Linked DNA regions of Homo sapiens: region 2 is linked to region 1. A link is a loop called in an ENCODE intact Hi-C map of the cell type or tissue named here. Cell type or tissue: dorsolateral prefrontal cortex. All regions are shown on one strand. Links, peaks and the distances in the headings refer to the core of each region. The heading gives the core; the rest is flanking DNA. Region 1 overlaps MAGI1 (membrane associated guanylate kinase, WW and PDZ domain containing 1). Region 2 overlaps MAGI1 (membrane associated guanylate kinase, WW and PDZ domain containing 1).

What was found. Hi-C counts contacts between places; a loop is a spot of excess contacts. Peaks named below come from ENCODE experiments on the same cell type or tissue, not always from the same donor. Only the 100,000 strongest peaks of a DNase experiment are listed, where the experiment ranks them.
Region 2: a loop joins it to region 1, with 5 times the contacts of the local background. A loop is called at or near these places in 7 of 110 quality-filtered maps.

What each region holds. Positions count from the first base shown.
Region 1 is chr3:65,667,791-65,677,350 of GRCh38, reverse strand. All of the region lies in intron 1 of MAGI1 (membrane associated guanylate kinase, WW and PDZ domain containing 1), which reads left to right. Among named protein-coding and RNA genes, the nearest start is that of MAGI1-AS1, 220 kb to the left of the region's middle. In dorsolateral prefrontal cortex, for the core only: CTCF peaks have their summits at 4,073 and 4,276 (motif pointing right); a DNase peak (open chromatin) is centred at 4,270.
Region 2 is chr3:65,589,394-65,598,953 of GRCh38, reverse strand. All of the region lies in intron 2 of MAGI1 (membrane associated guanylate kinase, WW and PDZ domain containing 1), which reads left to right. Among named protein-coding and RNA genes, the nearest start is that of MAGI1-AS1, 300 kb to the left of the region's middle. RefSeq lists an enhancer at 449-1,000. In dorsolateral prefrontal cortex, for the core only: a CTCF peak has its summit at 4,376; DNase peaks (open chromatin) are centred at 720, 1,383 and 1,848; H3K4me3 peaks cover 4,209 bases; H3K27ac peaks cover 3,502 bases.

The DNA of each region.
Region 1 (9,560 bases), core at 418-8,417:
CTTAGTCTTCCCATCTCCACCTTGCTCTATACCCCTGCCTTGACCCTAGCTGGCCAATAGTAAAAATCCCCTCCCAAAATATTTTTAAGTAAACAAACAAACAATACAAAATAACGTTTAAAAATAGAAAATGAAAAGTTAAAAAAAATCCTAAATGTTTATCTCCTCACCTTATTTAGCCTAGTCTGAACTCTAAAGATTTTCCTAGTGCTTCAAAAACTATAATGTCTGCACGTTCTCCTAATCTTAAACTACCCTGAATTGTTTATCTCTTTCTCATCGTGTATGTCCCTCTCCACCATAAAATTTTAAATTTCCGAAGGGTCCTGCACAGCTCATAATAAAATACCAAGAGCACGGGAGTCATTGAATTAATAATTGTTGAATTAAATTAAGTACATCTGGTAAAATCCCTTTGAATAGCTCATTGGTAATGGAATCTGGTATGTTTGTATGTGGGGAGCAAACTGGGATATGTCGTTCTGTATTGTTGAACACAATAGTGTCCCTCCAGAAAAACACTGTTGATTTTGTGTGATTCATTGACAGATTCAAAGGATGGTGTAACCATCTGTTTTCTAAAGCTCCTGAGAAAAGAACAAAAGGATTGGGCTTGGAGTTGAGAATGAGAAGAAGGGGGTAGATAAAATGTAGAATTTTTTGCACTGCTTAGCTTGTGTAACAATTGACCGGATTAGCCAGGAACTCTGCCACCTCCTTCCTGAGTATGAATAAAAAGGAGTAGTTTCTCCTTTGATGGAGATGCTGGACACAGCTTTTCCTAGATGACCTTTCTGGCCTGGTCCAATTCTGCATTTTTAATTGGAGTGTTTTTCTTCCTTATTCTCCAGATTTATTTTTTAAATTAACAAAAGAAGTACGTTTTTTAAAAAAAATCTGAGGATTCAGAAATTTATAAACCAAAAGCCTCTGCTCCAATTACTTTTCTTGGAACTAACCGTGATTATTGCAGTCATGATTATTTGCTCTATGTATTTTCATGCTGTTTAAATAGAGACACGTGTGTGTACATGTCATGGCTTTTTTGAAAATGTGATTAAGGTTTTCATCCTGTCCTTCAGTTTGCATCTATCCTCATCATTGTCATGTGTGAGTGCGTAAGTCTCATTTCTTTTTAATGGTTATGTAGAGTTTCTCTGTATAGAGAAACACCATAATTTTGTAATTGTGCCCATATAGATGTATATTTGGGTTTTTCCAAAATTTACTGTTAAACATAATGCTACAAATAGCCTTTGTGCTTTTACTACAAGCTTGTCAAAAATATGAACTCAATTTATCACATGCTTTCTTTACATTCTTTGCTGAGATAACCATGTGGTTTTTCTCCTCCAAACTATTGACATATATAGGGTAGCTTAAAGTCGTCAAACAAGGTGAAAATTGAGTCCTGCCATAATTATCTTTGAAAATCCATTAAATCATCCCTGTTTGTGCTCTAGCATTTCTCAGTAAGAGCAGCTCAGCCCAATTGTTTTTTTCCAGTATTGGAACAGAATGTTGTTTCTTTGGTTGAACCCATATGAAGTGGTTGGCTTGTGTTCTAGAGCCATCTATTATCAAAGACAATTGTTATCAGTTTTGTTATTGTTGTTGTTTGATTTTGTCTTGTTTTTAGCTTACATCGTTGAAATTCATAAACTAGAGGTACATGTGCCGCTGTGACACTGTAATGAGCCACCTCATTAGATGGCTCCTTGAATTTTTGAATTAAGACCTACTTGGTCTGTGATGGGTTTATTTTTTTGTTCTGCTTTTAATACACTGGTGAATTCATTGTGCTGCCCCGTTTTGTGAATTCATGTGAGTTTTTCTCTGTGTATTCTTCACAAGTTCTCTAATAAATAATTTTTTCTGTGTTCTGTAATGTACTATTAATAAAACTTTCAAGTGGTATTTTTCTGGCATTTCCCCCGTTTTTAAATCACCATTTATACTTTGGCAGAAATTACTTTGAGATTGATGACTGCAGCTTTCCAAATTGATTTATTCTAGGCAAGCATCTTCTACTATTCTTGAAATTTGGAGGCCATGGAGGTTCTGTTTTTAAGGCTGATATGTTGCTGTTTCAAATTATACTTGAAACTCCGAACATATGGAGCTTTTCATCCACCCTTCCATCACCCACGTAAATGAATATCATAATTTTATTTTCATTTGGCCTCATGAATCTCAGTGCCCACACATTGTGATTGAGACTGACAGTGTGGTTGAAGTTTTGTTGGGGAGATCAGAGAGCATCTGGTCAGAATGTTTCTCCTCCTCTAATTTCTGATTCCTTTATCTTACGAGATACAGCAGAGCCAGCCCCATGAACACTTGGAAAGTGCAGCTCTGGAATATCAATGGAGCCCTCTCTCCTGTCTGTTGGGAACCAGGAGCAAAGGCAAATTGGGAATGCATTTTTCAGTGTCTACAGGAAGTTTGAAGTGTATTTATTAACACAAAATGCATCTGTTGGGCTGCAGTGATGAGATTAATCCTCATTTTTAAATATTTGATCTGTAATTGATTAAGCCCTTGAAGCTTTTGCTGTAGTACAAATTTAGACTACTGATGTGCCTGGGAAGTGCACCAGGTTCTGAATTATACAGCGGGTTGCATAGTGGGCAACCTTCAAACCAGAGAACACCTGGGGCCAGCAGGAGTGGGAATACTGAAAAAGTGAAGGGCGCACTGGAATTTTTTAAAATTTATTTTGGTGATGACTCTGAAGGGAAAGGCAGTGTTGAAACTGTCTGAGAACATAAAGCCTTGGAATTAACTGCTGCTAGAAACGAGGGAAAGCCAAACTGTGTTAGTTAGTAAAAGAGAAAGAAGGGGTTGTTCTTGTGATGCATAGCCTCTGACACCTTGGCCCCTTTCCTAAAAATATAGTTCCCATATGTGGAGTTTCACAGGCACCTCATGGGCTTGGGAAGGTCTGTGATCCTAGGGGAGAAATAAAATGACTGGTTCTTGAAAATACATTTGAGGGCTTGAATTCTTCAGCTTTGGCAAGAATCTTAACCAAAGGTCTCATGCTGATAGGGCTGAGATCGGCTTCTCTGTGCTTGTGTATTGTCTTGTTGGGCTTGTCCAACATCCAAAATCCACAGGCCATAACATGCAGAAATCTTAGCTACTTAACATCATTTTTAAGAGCTCTTTTGTTATGGTCATTGCTTATATCTTTAATGTCATCTCCTGTTGCATTCTTGAACACTAGACCTAACCTTATTGAGCTGTCGTATAAGCTTAAATTATTAGTATTTTTTGAGATGGAGTCTCGCTGTGTTCCCCAGGCTGGTCCTGAACCCCTGGGCCCAAGAGAGTCTCCAACCTCAGCCTCCGGAGTAGCTGGGACTACAGGCACATGCCACACGCCCAGCTGTGTATGCTTAAATACGAGGTGACTCTAATAGAAGGCATTCCTCCATTTAGCTAATGAGAAGAATGAGGGAGAAAATGCTTTTGTTTTGCCAACTTGAGTAGATAAGCTTTTAGGACTATAGGTGAAATAGGAAACGCCTATTTATAATATTTATTGAACTAGACATACAATAATATAATTTACAAATCTCTGTGCCCACATGTTATAGGAATGTGCACGCAGGGCTCACCAGTAGTGAGATGAGTGAGGTGTTTGTGTCTGAAGATCCAAATGACTGTTGTTTCAGAGAATGTCAGAGCTGGAAGCACCCTTAGAGATCCTGTCCATGGTCCTTACCTCACAGATAACGAAACTGAGGCTCAGTGTGGGCACACAGCAGGCTGTGGCAGAGCTGAGTTCCTACTTTTTCTCAAATTGGAGTAGGAGTATCTCTGGAGGATGTAGGTATCCAAGGTAATATGCCCCAGGGGCTAAATATGGTACACCTCAACAAATTATCTATTTAACCCGAATATTTGGTCATACAAGTTAAGTAGTTGAACTATAAATATTTTATACATGTTTTTACGTAAAAAAACAGACACAGGTTACTCTGGTATACAGCACAAGATTCATATAAAAGTTTAAGATAAACTAAGACATCAGGAAATTTGAGGCAGTTATTTTAGGCTTCACCTCCAGATCATTAGAAGAAATTCATTCAGTGTCTGGCCATGTAAAAGGGTATAAACATTAGGAGAAATGTTTAAGAGCTTCTGCACTACACCACTTAGAGTAGTGTACGGATGCTGTCCCTCATGTAAAACTTCAGTCATCGAATCTTAATTTAGGTGAACAAAAACTCGCAAGCCCAGGCACAAGTGCAACAGCTCTGTGTACCACCGACAGATGGCGCTGGCGGTCATTTATGTGATGCCCTTTTGAGTTGGGAACAAATATTTTTTAATACTCACCTTCGCAGAACCTGTCATAACACATACATTGAGAAACTAGGATAGAAGAAAGCAATTTATCATACTTGATTATGGCCTGGTGGCATATCACCTAAGATTAATTGATTCCCTTCTACTATAATTTTATACTCATAAAGAATTGAAATAATTTCTTTTAACACTTTAATAGTGGTTAGGGCCCACCCTTGATAGAGTGCACTGGTAGTACGTGCTTTAAAGGAATGAATTTGAATTATAGTTACAAGTCTGTTTCCTCCGAAATCAGTTTCTAGTAAATGGATTTATTGGTATCTGATCAACTGAATTGATAACATGCAATTTCTGAGCAGAATTCTATTGTGGTTTCATAATCCAGGACATTTTCTCCTTCTTCTCCGTGCCTTACAGACACCCTTCTATTCAGTATCCTTTTAAGGATGTTTTTCCCCCTCTTCAATGAAGATTGTTCCTATTTTTACTTTAACAACCCCAGGCACTTTCAAATGTAATCATTTTCATCCTATTTTTACACATGGGTATATAAAGTAAGTGTGACCTAAACCGATATAATCTGATATATCTATAAATTAGTAAAATTTTTTAAAAATGGCTTCTTTGTCAGCGATTTATCATCAGCAGTTTCTCCTTTGGAGCTTAATTAGCATATACAAATACAGCAAAGACTAATTCTCTAAAGTACTTTCTTGCCATGGAACAGATTTGTTTTGAGTTGGAGATAGGATCTGGGATTGTCAGACTAAAGCCTCCATGTCTGAAGTGTAGACAATGCCCACTTTTTTCTTTTGCATTTTGCTTCTTAAATGACATGAAAGCATTTCATGAATCTGAAAAGAGGAGCACACTCCCCAGTGTCATTTGGAGTCAAGGTTTCTAGTAAATTCAGTTTTGGCAATACTGGTTTGGGGATTTTTTTTTCCACCCAGGAATGCAGCAACCACTTTGCATAATGGGAAAATTGCATCTCCAATTTGGGATTCAGTTTTTACCTACCTCAGGTGTGTGAAGTGGAAACTAACCTTTTTGTAGTGATAATTGTGCCCAATTTTGTATCTATGGTGAACTGATTGTAAGTCTATCACGGGTCAGCTTTTGGCCAGATTTCCTTATGAGGATTTCCTTATGAGGATTGGAGTTGTAGGAACTTTTTTTGGTCATTACACCCTCTCTGTGCAGTGTGAATAGAAGCCTGTCAAGGAGGGAAGTGATGGGTATCTGAGTGATTTCACAGACTGGATTGTTAGCCATGGAAAGGTTTGACACACAGTCTAGCTTTGCCCACTCAGTAGCTAGATAAAGAAATTGAGGCACAGAGAGGGCAAGTAACTTTCTCAAGATGACATAACTAATTGGTGACAAATGATGGACTATTCTATGGGACCCCTTGACACTCTGATTCTCTGAATCAGTGATAAGACTTGCTATCTGCATTTTTAACCCATTAAAAATATACCCTAGGCATTTCTAATATGTAGCCAGGTTTAGGAATTCCCTACTTTCTTTCTTTTAATTTATAGCAGTGGTTTTCAACCGGTGGCAGTTTTGAATTGCAGGGGGCATTTGGCCAGCTCATTTGGGTGAGTTGGTTCCTATGGGAGACATTTTTAATTGTCACAAATGTCGATTGCTCCTGGTATCTAGTCAGTAAGAGCCGAGGATACTGCTGCACATCCTACAGTGCATAGCAATGCAGAGCAAAGATTTATCCAGCCCCAAATGCCAGTAGTGCCAAGATTGAGAAACACCTGCTTTACAGTGATTCATAGCATTGGCTCTAGAGTGCCAAATCCCGGTTCAAATTTTAGCTCTTACCAGCTCTGTAGTACTAGGCAACATAATCAGTCTCTTGAAGCTCAGTTGTCTCATCTGTAAAATGGGGATATTAACAGTTTTACTTCACAGGGTTGTGGTGAGGAGTAATGTAAAGTGCTTAGAAGAATTGCATGGCTGATTCTACATTCTCAATAAGCATTAGGTATTATGATAAATATTAACATCATTACAATTCATGAGTTTCAGTTATTTTACATCATAAAACAGCTAAAAACAGTGAATGAATAGCTCCCAACAGGAGAAAGTTACATAAAGCACTTTGGTACATTCTAGAGGCTTAATACATGCTTGTTGGTTTTTACTTAATTAAAGAATATGAATGTGGTTGTATATGTGCCTGTTTACCTTGGCTATTTTTCTGTTTATATCTAGTAAGAGTGATAAGTAGCAAATTTGCCCAGTTTCAGGGCAAGGGCTATATTTATCTGCATTAACTATGGAGACCACTGAGGTTCCCGGGGAAGAGATGAACAGTGGATAAGCTCCATGGGTACCAAACATGATCCCAGAGAAAGAAACACGTACCAACTATGTGGTTCATTAGCTTTGCAAAAAATCTTAGCAAGATTGTAAACTCATTGCAGGTAAAGACCTTTGTTATAATTCTTCTGTAGTCCATAATGTCTATGGCTATGTCAGACATATTGATGGTACTCTATAAATAATTATTTTGGGGTTGAGGATTTGAGAGCAACCTCTAAATTTTCATGAAACCTACATAAAAGCCAGGAATTCAAATAACTCAGATTCTGCTTGAGCCATATTAAAAAAAACTTCAATGTTGGCAATAATGAAGCCAAGCACTTATGTGTATATATATATATACACACATGGCATATGTGTTATATATGTGTGTATGTATACATATGTATGTATATGCATATATATGAGGAGTCTTCAAAAAGTTCCTGGAAAGTACACAATAGGATACAACTATACATGGATTTCAATGTTTTTTCCCCACAAGAAACTCATACTAACTTGTTATAAAGTAGCTGAACAGGATCTAGTTTCAGGTACTAAGAATGATGAGACATCAGTTTGAAAAGAACTTCTAATCGAGCAACATGAATTCTGCTAAAATCGAAACAAGAACAAATATCAAATTTGTGGTGAAATCACTGATGCTTTACCAAAAGTTTATGGGGGCAATGGCTCAGAGAAATCCACAGTTTACAAATGGATAATTCATTTTAAGAAAAGATGAGATGATGTTGAAGATGAAGCCCACAGTGGCAGACCATCCACATCAATTTGCAAGGAAAAAAATTGATCTTGTTTGTGCTCTAATTGAAAGGGACCGACAACAGCACAAATAATAACCAACACCATAGGCATCTCAATTGGTTCAGCTTACACAATTCTGGCTGAAAAACTAAAGTTGAGCAAACTTTCCACTGGATAGGTGCCAAAACCATTGCACCTAGATCAGCTGCAGACAAGAGCAGAGCTTTCAACTGCAATTTTAAACAAGTGGGATCAAGATCCTGAAGCATTTCTTTGAAGAATTGTAACAGGAAATGAAACATGGCTTTATCAGTAGAATCCCGAAGACAAAACACAATCAAAGCAATGGCTACTAAGCGGTGGAAGTGGTTTAGTCAAAGCAAAAGCAGACTGGTCGAGAGCAAAGGTCTTGACAACAGTTATTTGGACTCTTCAAGACATTCTGCTTGTCGACTTTCTGGAGGACCAAAGGATGATAACATCTGCTTATTATGAGAGTGCTTTGAGAAAGTTAATCAAAGCTTTAACAGAAAAATGCCAGGGAAAACTTGACCAAAGAGTCCTTCTCCACCATGACAGTGTTCCTTCCTGCTCATTCCTCTCATCAAACAAGAGCAATTTTGCAAGAGTTTCAATGGGAAATCATGAGTCAACTTTACAGTCCTGATTTGGCTCCTTGTGACTTCTTTTTGTTTTCTAATCTTAAAAAGTCTGTAAGGGACACCCATTTTTTTCTTCAGTTAAAAATGTAAAAAAGGCTGGGTGCAATGGCTCACAGGGTCAGGATTTCAAGTCCAGCCTGGCCAAGATGGTGAAACCCTGTCTCTACTAAAAATACAAAAATTAGCCAGGCTTGGTGGCAGGCACCTGTAATCCCAGCTACTCAGGAGGCTGAGGTAGAGAATTGCTTGAACCTGGGAGGTGGAGGTTGCAGTGAGCCGAGATTGTGCCCCTGCACTGCACTCCAGCCTGGGCAACAGAGCGAGACTCCATCTCAAGAAAATAAACAAATAAATAAAGATAATGTAAAAAAAGACAACATTGACATGGTTAAATTCCCAGGACCTTCAGTTCTTTAAGAATGGACTAAATGGCGGCTGGGCACAGTGGCTCACACCTGTAATCCCAGCTCTTTGGGAGGTCGAGGCAGGTGGATCACAAGGTCAGGAGTTCAAGACCAACCTGGCCAAGATGGTGAAACCCCGTCTCTACTAAAAGTACAAAAATTACAGCACGCCTGTAACCCCAGCTACTTAGGAGGCTGAGGCAGCAGAATCAATTGAACCTAGGGGGCAGAGGTTGCAGTGAGCTGAGATTGCACCACTGCACTCCAGCCTGGGCGACAGAGTGAGACTCCGTGTCAAAAAAAAAAAAAAAAAAAAAAGAAAAAAAAGGACTAAATGGCTGGTTCATCACTCACAAGAGAGTTTTGAACTGGTTGGAGCTTGCGTTGAGAAATAAAGTTTATATTTTTAATTTTTATCTTTTAATTCCATTTTTACACAAACTTTTTGAAAATATGATGTTTATGTGGTATGCTGATAAATGTTTAACACCTGGCTCTGGCAGGGGATGACTGATGTCTCTGAGTACGAAGGTAGGAAGAGGTGCTAACATTTGACTCTCATGAGCCAGTATAAGCTTACTCCAGTGCACAACTATTTAATAGCACTTGTGTGCCAGGTACTATGCTAAGTGCCTTATTAAGTGTATTCGTTCATTTAAACCTCACGTCAACCCTTCTGGTGTAGTGGTATTATTGTCATCCCCATCTTGCAGATGGAAAAACTGAGGCACAAAGAGTTTAAATGCCTAGCCCAAGGTCACATGGCCTGTTAGTGACAGAGTTAGGATGAGAACCTAAGCAGCCTGGGTTTGGAGTTCATGGTCTGAATCTCAACATTATACTATTATCTCTCAGAAAAACCTGATGTTACTAATTTACGTTTTCATTAAATTAACAGAAACATTACACAGGGAGCAAACTCTTAGTACGTAGCTATACTTGATGAAAATCCCTTGCACTGTGCCATACACATGTCCAGCTGCAGGTGGGAGTGTTAAAAAAAATTGGTTTCTTCTTGGCTGGGTGCGGTGGGTCATGCCTGTAATCCCAGCACTTTGGGAGGCCAAGGTGGGTGGATTACTTGTGCCCA
Region 2 (9,560 bases), core at 686-8,685, 79 kb after region 1:
GCTACAAGGTGTAGCTTCAGCAATGACTGACCATTTGAAAATAGAGAAAACTTACCTTTCCAAAGCTAGAGGTCTCTCAATAAAGTTTTCTCACTAAGGTGGATGAAGAGGAAGGATCCCTCAAAAGAAACAGGGTGGAGGTGATACCGCCGGCTCTTAGAGAATCTTTTAAAGAGGCAGCTTTGCCAACCATCTGCACCAGAGGCCAGCCTCCCCCTATCCACTATCCTATCACTCCTTAAAAACAGTGAGTTTTAATGACATAGAGGTGAGCAGTAGAGAAGCAGCTTGATTCTGAGTCAGATTGTACCTTTGATTCTTGAAGTGTCAATTCCTTGAAAGTGGATCCTTCAAATTCATTTTCTAAGCCACTCCATCGTCTTTATTTTAACTCCAAAGGAAGACAATTATTTCAAACATAAGAGTTATTATCTATTGGAATTCCTTCCAAAGTTGGGGAAGAGGCAGAAAGGCAGAAGTCAGTTTCATCAGAAGGGACTTCTGTCCCTTGCTCTTGGGAAGTCAGGGTTGTATCCCTAACCAAGAAAGGGAGTCACGCCCCTTCCCTCGCCCTCACCCACCCACTCATGCACTCAGCCTCCAGCATGTCGCAAATGGGGCAACCCTATTTCCCGCCTTTCCATGTCCAGGGGCTCCCACAGGGCCATGCGGGTGATGGGGACCTGACACGCCCCAGCAGGGAGAGGCTCGCTCAGTCCCCGCCCCCTCCGCAGGTGCAGCCCCCTAATCCCCCCGGCCTAGATATCCGGCAGCCTCTAGGAGCCCGGGCTCTGTGATGTAATGCTCTTTTTTCACACTCCCGGCTTAAATACAGATGGAAATTGTTGTCATGTGTTAGAAATGTCGCCAGTAATATAAAAGGCGCAAGCCTGGGCATCTTCTCTCCCTTCTCGCACCATCAGCTGCTCCTGCTGCCAGCACCTCTTCCCTCGAAAAACCGCTCTGTGGTCAGGTGGCCGAGGCGCCCCCAGCTCTCCCAGGAAGGGGTTCGGTCCCACCCCCCCCCCACCCCCGCCTCTCTTTACAGCCGCTGCAGAGCCAAGGACCAGCGTGGTGGGAGGCGGTTTCAGGCTCACAAAGGGAAGGATTAATCTTGGCGATTGGGCTGGGGTTTGCAGGCAAGTACAAGTGGTCCATGATCTCCTCTCGCCACCCCTCCACCGCCCCCTGCCCACCTCTGGATTCGAACGCTCCGCTGCCGGAGGAAGCCTGGGGACAGGCAGGCGGCGGCAGAGGCTCCCTGCCACCGGAGGTTTGAGCTTGGGTTGTGGGAATATCCATGGAGGTGAAGATGCCGTGTGTGGTGTGTGGACCAGGGAGGAGGGGCGGGGAGAAACCCGGCCAGCTTGGGAGGGCCAGATGGCTGCGGCTGCGTTTTAATTCACCAGGCAGGCCCGTTTGGCCAGGCTGGGAGGAAGGGGGAGGGGGGAGAAAAAAAAATCAGAGGTCAGTGGATAGGGAGAGGCCGGGCTCTGGAGCAGATGCCTGGCGAACAATGGGGCTTTTGAAGGGGATGCTGGAGGAAGTGTGGCGCGCGCTTTGTATTGCCTCCTCCGCATTGCAGGTTGGAATCGGGCAGCTAAATTTTAATGAAGTGCATTCCAAAGTGTGCTCGTCAGCCCGGGCTTTTGGAGCGAGGGGCTCGGCTGAATGGGGACTGGGGGTGGGAGGGGGAGGGGGCCGGCGAAATGAGTTCCTGATGGATGGTAAAGGAGGAGATGAAAGCCTGCTCAGTGTGGAGGGCAGGGGAAGGGAGGGGGGAAAAATCAGTACGTCCCCGTGCATATTAATAGGCTCCAGCAGGTGTTGGTAAATGTATGTTGCTGCATTGTTCCGGCGCCCAGGCTGGGGAAGGCAGGGGAGAGGGAGAGCTGCTTCCCCGGGCAGCGCGGTGGGCAAATGCCTTTGCACTTTGGAGGGCTTTGTAAGCTCTCGGGGAAAATTAGAAACGGAAGGGCTGCGATTCTCCTCTGTCCGTTTTCCTATTTCTAAAAGGAAGAATGTACATGCGGAAGGCTTTTTAAGTTTGCTTCCTGGAAATTAACATTTGTATGTTAGAGCACTGTGTTATCTAGGTAAGAGATGTATGTCTGTGGGCATCAGAAAACAGAATCCAGAGTCTGGCTTGCTGAGTGCTTGGGAGCTAAAAGGCTTTTCTCCCTGTCTGGTTCTGTAAGTGAATGGGCCAAACCCGGAAGGCTGGGGGATTTTTGAAGATTCAGGAAGGCTATGCCTCCCTTCCTCTTCCTAAGTCCTAAGTCTAACTGACCTGGGTACCAGGGGGCAATGGAGTGTACAAGGAAGCTGTCTTGTCCACAGTGTTGGTATATAGACTTTGTCTCACACACAAAGGGAGTGGATTTGTGCCTGAACTAAATTATTTGAGGGTATGTATGGCTTATTTTTAAGGATTAGGTATGTTGGGCCCTTTTCTCTTTCCCAGAGTTTACCATGCTCAACACCCTGTCAACTGAGAATCAATTAGGAGACTACTTATGAGTGTGTGCTAGCCAAATAACCCTTGCTGGTTTATAGTGTTGTTTGTTTTACTACTCCTCTTGAATGAGTATTCAGTGCTTTCAAAAGATTCGGACACATTTGTTGGGGGTTTCAGTAAAACGGGAAGCTTTTGCATGAGGGCATTGTGACTTTTATATTGAAAACATAAAAATTCCATATGCACATGGTAACCCACGGAATGACATACTGTCTTTGGGGTTCTGGGAAAATAAATGCATTTCTTAGTTGAGAAAAGCTTGTCTTTTATCATCTATAAGGCTCATACTTTCTGAAAAACTGTTGTTTTTTGATCACTTGGAAGCCTGTATTAATTAGATATGAAGTTGGATTCTTTTCGTGATTTAACTTGCACTGAAACTCGTCGACAAGGCGCAGCTCATCACTTGCCAATGAATTTTAGTGCTGTTGAAAGCTTTAGCAGTTTAATGGTATCAACAGAGACTCGATTCCTCCATTTCTCAACTGAGCAAACAGAAGCAGTCTGCCCCTGTCTCTCAATGCCTTTCCTCTTTTGGCTTTGGGAAAGGGGATGGGGCAGAGGGAAAGGATTCTTGATGAGGATACTCCTAACTCCCCACCCCCACCCTACCCACCCTACCCACCCCAGAGAGTTAAAAACGGAAGCTTACCCATTTGCTTCCCCATGTAGTTTCTTTCTTAGGCTGTATATTTCAAGTTGTATTTCTGTGTTTAAAAAGATGCTTGAGGTTTGGTGTTTGGATTTGTTGTGTTTGTGCTAGAGAGACGTGGAATCGGTCCGTTATTCTTTTTACTCAATTATGGCTCTTAAATCGGTCTGTTCCTATGATTAGACTTGAGGCTCCTCTCCCGATCCTTGCTGAGCAAAAGCATGGGCATGTGTGTTTGATATGAAACCACCCCCAGGGGAGACTAGAGCCTCACTGCCTCTTCAGTTTAACTGTGGCCAGAAGAGGCAATTTGTGAGGTGGCCCCTGGTGTGTCCACTGGAACTACCAACCCTGAGTCTAGATTCTCTAAAAGCTTGTGGCAAAACAGTTTCACATGGGCTTTATTAACAGAAAGGAGCTCTTTGAACCTATACGTTTGATACCCAAGACTGTTTTTGTGATAAACAGTTGTATGGATCTTTGACATTCTTGTGTATAAGAACAGAAACTATGCCCATGAATTAATGGTGCCATAGAAGTAATGACTATAGCTGATTTTACTAAGACACATCTAGCAAAGGCTTCTGATGAGGCAGCCTCTCCTTTCCCCTTGTTTTCTATTCATTCTTGGCATATGGATGGGGGTAGAGGAGTGGAAAAAGAAGACAGAGAGAATAAGATCTCCATATTTACAAAGGAGCTAAACACCGTGCTTAATTGACACCAGTTATTGAAAAATTTAATTGTAATTTCTCTTTGACCCTGTGCTGCGTAATATAAAGCAGGTGATGTGATACCGACTGAAACTGCCTGTTTAATGATTTCAATAAATAAATACACAGACCCATGCATTATTCTGATGTTGGCTTATTAGGCTTGCATGGAATAGAATTTGGGAGACACTGAGCACTGAAGGTAAAAGGGTTTCTAAAGCTGAAAGTAAATATAGAGTTGATAGTACTAGAAAAAGCTAAATCAAAAGACACCCCCCCATCAGAATACTGCAGATATTTCTTTTTCTTTGCAACTGTATTTGCATAACAAAATTCTGTTCATTTAGTAATCACCATTTTCTCAGCATGTTTGTTTTTTCCTTTGAAAAAAAAATTTCTTATGTTGATAATCAGACCCCAAATATTTGAATGTAAGCACATCCCTCGCAGTCATACTGACACCCTCTGGCACCAGAAAAACTGTCATAGCATTTTTTGAGATGTCTGGTGGGAAGAAAGCAACAATGCCAGCCATTAATTCAGTAACTCTGCTGATCTCTGTGTCTGATAGTAGGCCAGCTGTTGATGACTTTTAGGCTTTTGAAGTGTTATAAACACTAAAAATGTAAAGATGCTGCCTTCCTTTGCTTCCTCGGTCTTGTTGACAAGTTTCTGCTACTGTTGGCCTTCAGTAAATTTACATGACTAATTTGGGATGTCAACACTCAGGAAAATTATGACTAAACAATGTTTCTAAATAGTGGGATCTGGGATTTGCCATTTTGTTATTGGTAAACCTGTTTGACAAGTGATTCCATTTGATAAAAATGGCACTCAATCCACTTGCTTTTCAAGAATCTAGTGAGTTGATGACTGATGCCATCTAGATATCTGGTTTGGTTTTGTTTTTTCAAATACAGTCCTTGAGCTGCTGTTGCTGATTATTATTTCTTCATCCATGGCGGTTGACATCCTTAAAGTTTTGATAGGTGGCCAGATTCAAGAATAAAAACAGGATGGAGAAAATGTTACCTGACTTTTACCAAAATGTTTGAGAAGATCTGAGGCATGAGAGTAAAGGGGAGGTCTTGGGCTTGAAAGTGACTCATCAGGCTGAATGTTCTTGAGCGAAAAGATTTTTAAATGATTATCTGACCTGAAAGGGCAGGAAAAGAAAAAAACATATTTCTTTTAATTCCATTCTGTGAGGCTTTTGTTTGTGGAGATTTTTAAATTATTTCTCTTTCAATATCCCAATATAACTATATCCATATAATGAGATATCAATATGTTTCCCGTATTTCTATATCTAGTCGTAAGCACAATGCTTAGCAGGTAATACACGTTCAATAAATACTTGAATGAATGGACACATTAAGAACTTTGACCTTATGCAGTCATTATGAAGTTCAGGCTGTTTCCTAGAGTGCTATTGTAATTATCAAAGCAATGCAAAAAAGTACAACTCCTTGAAAAATCATTTTGAAAATAGAAAATGAAACATAAGTTTGTTTGTATTTAATGATACATATTATTTTCCACCAACCAGATAGTTTATCCTATATTCTATTGGAAGTAAAAAATCATTTAGATTTCTACTCTGCTCACTGTTGAATTGTTCTGAAAAGTTCATACTGCTCGCCTGATTAAAGAATCTCCTTTCCCCCCCATCCTTCACAATCTACTAGTCCTTGCATCTGAATTATTGCACTGGGTATATTTCTTTGCCACAATAAAGATTAGATCAGTGGGAATCTACAAATTTGACAAAGACTGTATGAAATAACTTGGCTATAAGACAGTAAGTGCTATAATTTTCTCATTAATTGTGGAGTCATGCCAAAGAGAGTTGCTTTAAAAATACATGATTATAGATAGTGACCTGAAAGGGAAGCCAAAAAAGTCTGTAAACATTTAAACTCCTTTTTATGAGGCTTAACACTCCAGTTTATGGATGCTTTTGCTATATCCCTTTCTAGCTTGGGACTTTTTAATTTACTACTTTTAATTTTACCTGAAGGTGACCTTATATTGAGAATAACTTATAATATTTGAGTGCCTACTATGTGGTAGGCGCTTGTTAGGCACTGGGGAATCATAGCCCCATCAACAAAATATAAAAACCCCCTGCCCTCCTGTAGCTTGTATTAGAACCCATCTTAATTTACTTCTAATAAGATCAGGGAATAGGGAATAAGGTAAAAATGATTAGTTAAAATGAGATCTTTCCACTATGGGAAGTTTTTCCCAGAAGTTACTGTGGTTGGCAAAACAAAAGTTGGGTTCGTTGCTTGCAGAAAAGTCAAGCACAATGGAAAAATGCAGCATAAAATTACACACTAGCCCTCATTCTTTCTGAAGTCCAACTCTCCAAAAGTAACTGCATGTGCGTGTGTTCCTTTGTTTCCCTCCTAACTTTTCTGCACTAATATATATATGCACATAGCTTTTTTCTTTTTTCTTTCAAAGAAGATGCTATCACACTCTACCTCCTGTTCAGTCAGTAAGTCAATTTCTTTTCCCCATCTGAAATTGACATCTTAATATGTAACACAAATATCCTACCTTATTCTTGGTGACAACCACATAATGTCCCCAAGTATGGTGGGAAGATGGTATAATATGTTTAACCCTTGCCCTGATGGTGACCTGTTAGCATGTTTCTAGTTTTTCAGTATTATTGATAATGCTCTATTAACTCCCCTTTGCATGCTAGTTCAGTTGCACACTTTGTATTCAGTTACAACTTGACTTTTCTTATTGTCTTTACATCTGGGCAACTTTCCATGTCAGTAGATGCATGCCTACTTTATTCTTTCTAATAATAATTGGAACCTACTTTTGTTAGGTTGCTATGTGCTAGGGCTGGCTGATTTAGTCCTCACAGAAACACTAAGATATATTTATTTATTCAACAAGTATTTATTTAACAATCTTTATGTGCTAGGAACTGTGTTCTGCCTGCCTGGTATATATGATCAACCAAAACAGATGAAGATCCCTTATAGGGTTTATGTTCTAGTCAGGTGAAATCAAAACAGTACATGTAATAGTTGAGTGAATCATTTCGTATATTAGAAGGTGGGACATTATACGAGGGAAAAAGCAGAGCAGAGTAAGGGGGTTGAGTGTGGAGATTGGGCATGTTGCAGTTTTTAAATAGAGTTTTCAAGGTGTCAAGGGTCGACCTCACTGGAAAAGTAACATATAAGCACAAACCTGAATGCATGAGGGAAGGAGCCATGTGCATAACTGGGTAAAAGCCAATCCATTGCAAAGGCCCTGTGGCAGAAGTGGTACCTGCATTTTCAGAGGAACAGCAAGGAGGCCGGAGTGGCAGAAATAGAGTGAACAAGGGTTAGAACTATGGGAGGAGAGGTCAGAGTATAAGGAAGAATGACAGATTATGCTAGACATTTTAGACCCTAACCAACCACGCCACCCAGAATGAAATAGGAGCCATTGCAGAGTCTTGATCCAGGCAGTAACATGCTCCCAATGAACATTCACAAAGCCTCACTGAAGGTAGTAGGATGAGGTTTTCCGAAGGAGCGGAAGCAGAGAGCACTGACAGGAAGTTGTTATGACAGGAAGTTGTTATAATCCTGGTGTGAGATTATAGTGGCCAGACCAGAGTAATGGTAGTGGAGGTGTACAAAGTGGTTATATATATTTTGAGAGTAGACTCATGCCTGATGGATGACCTGAGGGGTGTGAGAAAAAGAGAGGAATTGAGAATGACTCCAAGGGTTTTGGTTTTTTGCTTTTTAACATGAACAACTGGAAGGACAGAATAGTCATTTGCTAGATGGGGGACACCAGGCGGGGGTGGGTCATCTCTTAGTTTAAGATCAGGAGTTTCATTTTGGACATAGTGAGCTTGACAGTCAGGACTCTCAAGAAGTCAGTGGTTGTAGATGGTGGAGTTCATGGAAAATTTTGCTGTACCATGATTTAGCCCAACATTCCCCAGTTTTTGAATGATGGAAACGGTGATGAAAGGAACATCCTTGCACACGTAGCTTTGTGTGTATTGTGAATTCTTCTGTAAGTTAAACTCCTGAGAGTGGCATCACTGAGTTAAAGAGAATGCACATTTTAGGATTTGAAAAACTCCCAAATTGTTCCACTAAAAGAATTATATAATTTACATTCTCATCAGCATGTGTAAGCGTGTTCATTCTCTTGTTTCTTAAAGTTTTGCTGGTTTGATAGGTGAAAAAACATGGACTTTTTATAGTCTTTACCGCAAGTTCATGTTTCCTTTGGCCTTAGAGGCTCTGTCTAGATTCTGGAAGATGTAGGAATTTATCCTGTCCTGTGAAGGTTTGCCTATCCTGGGCACAGTAGTGATGTAGGTCACATTTGGTAGGACAGACTAATTGCTTGAGGACTTAGCTCTCTGCAAGGATGTAATATATTCAGCATTGTTCAAGCAGCTAATTAAAGACGAATGGGGGGGACAGCTAAGTAGCAGTTTTAAAGTACATCTCCTTTAAAAGGGGAAATTTTGAATTATATCATCCTCAGAAAGAACAGTTTATTCTGACATTTGGACAAGTTTTAATAGCAAGTGTTGAATTAAAATAGTTGGCACAACCAAGATAGTTAAGAGCACCGAGTGAATTCAGATTTCTTTACAGTTATACAAGGTCAAAGGAGTACCAAGTTGAAATCTTTATGATTTTTTTACCGATTAATCAAACAAATAGTTGTTATGACCCAAATATGTTTATGAGCCCGATATTATGCTGGGTGTTAAAGATACAAAGATGTACAAAATAGCTTTACCCTCACAGGGGAATTGGTGGTGGTGAGAGACACATACATGGCCAATGACATCCCACCGTCACATGGGTTGTAAGAGAAGTATGTCAAGGTGCTGGGGGAGCACAGAGACTGACCTGACTTTGTCTAGAATTCAGGTCAGGGAAGATTTCATAGTAGAGGAGACACTGGTGATGCGTTTTAAAGGCTGGATGGGAGTTTTTCAGAGGAAATGAAGACATTCCTGGAAGAGGACGCAACCATGTGTATATCAAGTCATAAGAGGCTGGTGTTTCTGGGAAGGGATTAAGTCATGGATCGTTGAGTGTGCAATTTTAAGAGTTATGAGACACAGACTCGGGGATGGACACAGAGATGCCAAGGAGCCTGGAACTTATCCTGAAGGTGATGGGTGTCTTGGAAGAGTTTAGGAGAGTCACATGGTACTATTTGTTTTTTTTTTTTTGAAAACCACCCTGGCAACCATCTAAAGCAAGGGTCATTCAAGTAGGGTCCTGAGGTCAGATTTGGCCCACTGCATGTCGTGGTAAATAAAGTTTTACTGGAACCTGGTCATCTGGTTATTGTATTTTTTTTTATGGCTGCTTTTATGCCACATTGGGAGTGTTGAGTAGTTGTGACAGAGACTACACAGCCTCCAAAGCCTATTTTCTATTTATTATCTGACCCTTGACAGAAAAAATTTCCCAACCCTTGATTTAGGGAATGAAGTTAATGCAGGGGGGGTCAACAAGGAAGCTACGGTCAAAGTGAAAAAGCCCAAGCTAAGGCAAGGAAGACAGGGGAGATACCCAATAAATAAATATTTAGGGAGAGAAAGGACTTGGTGAATACTGGAGCAGGAAGTGCAAGGGAGAGGAAGAGGTCCAAGATGACATGCATGGTCCTA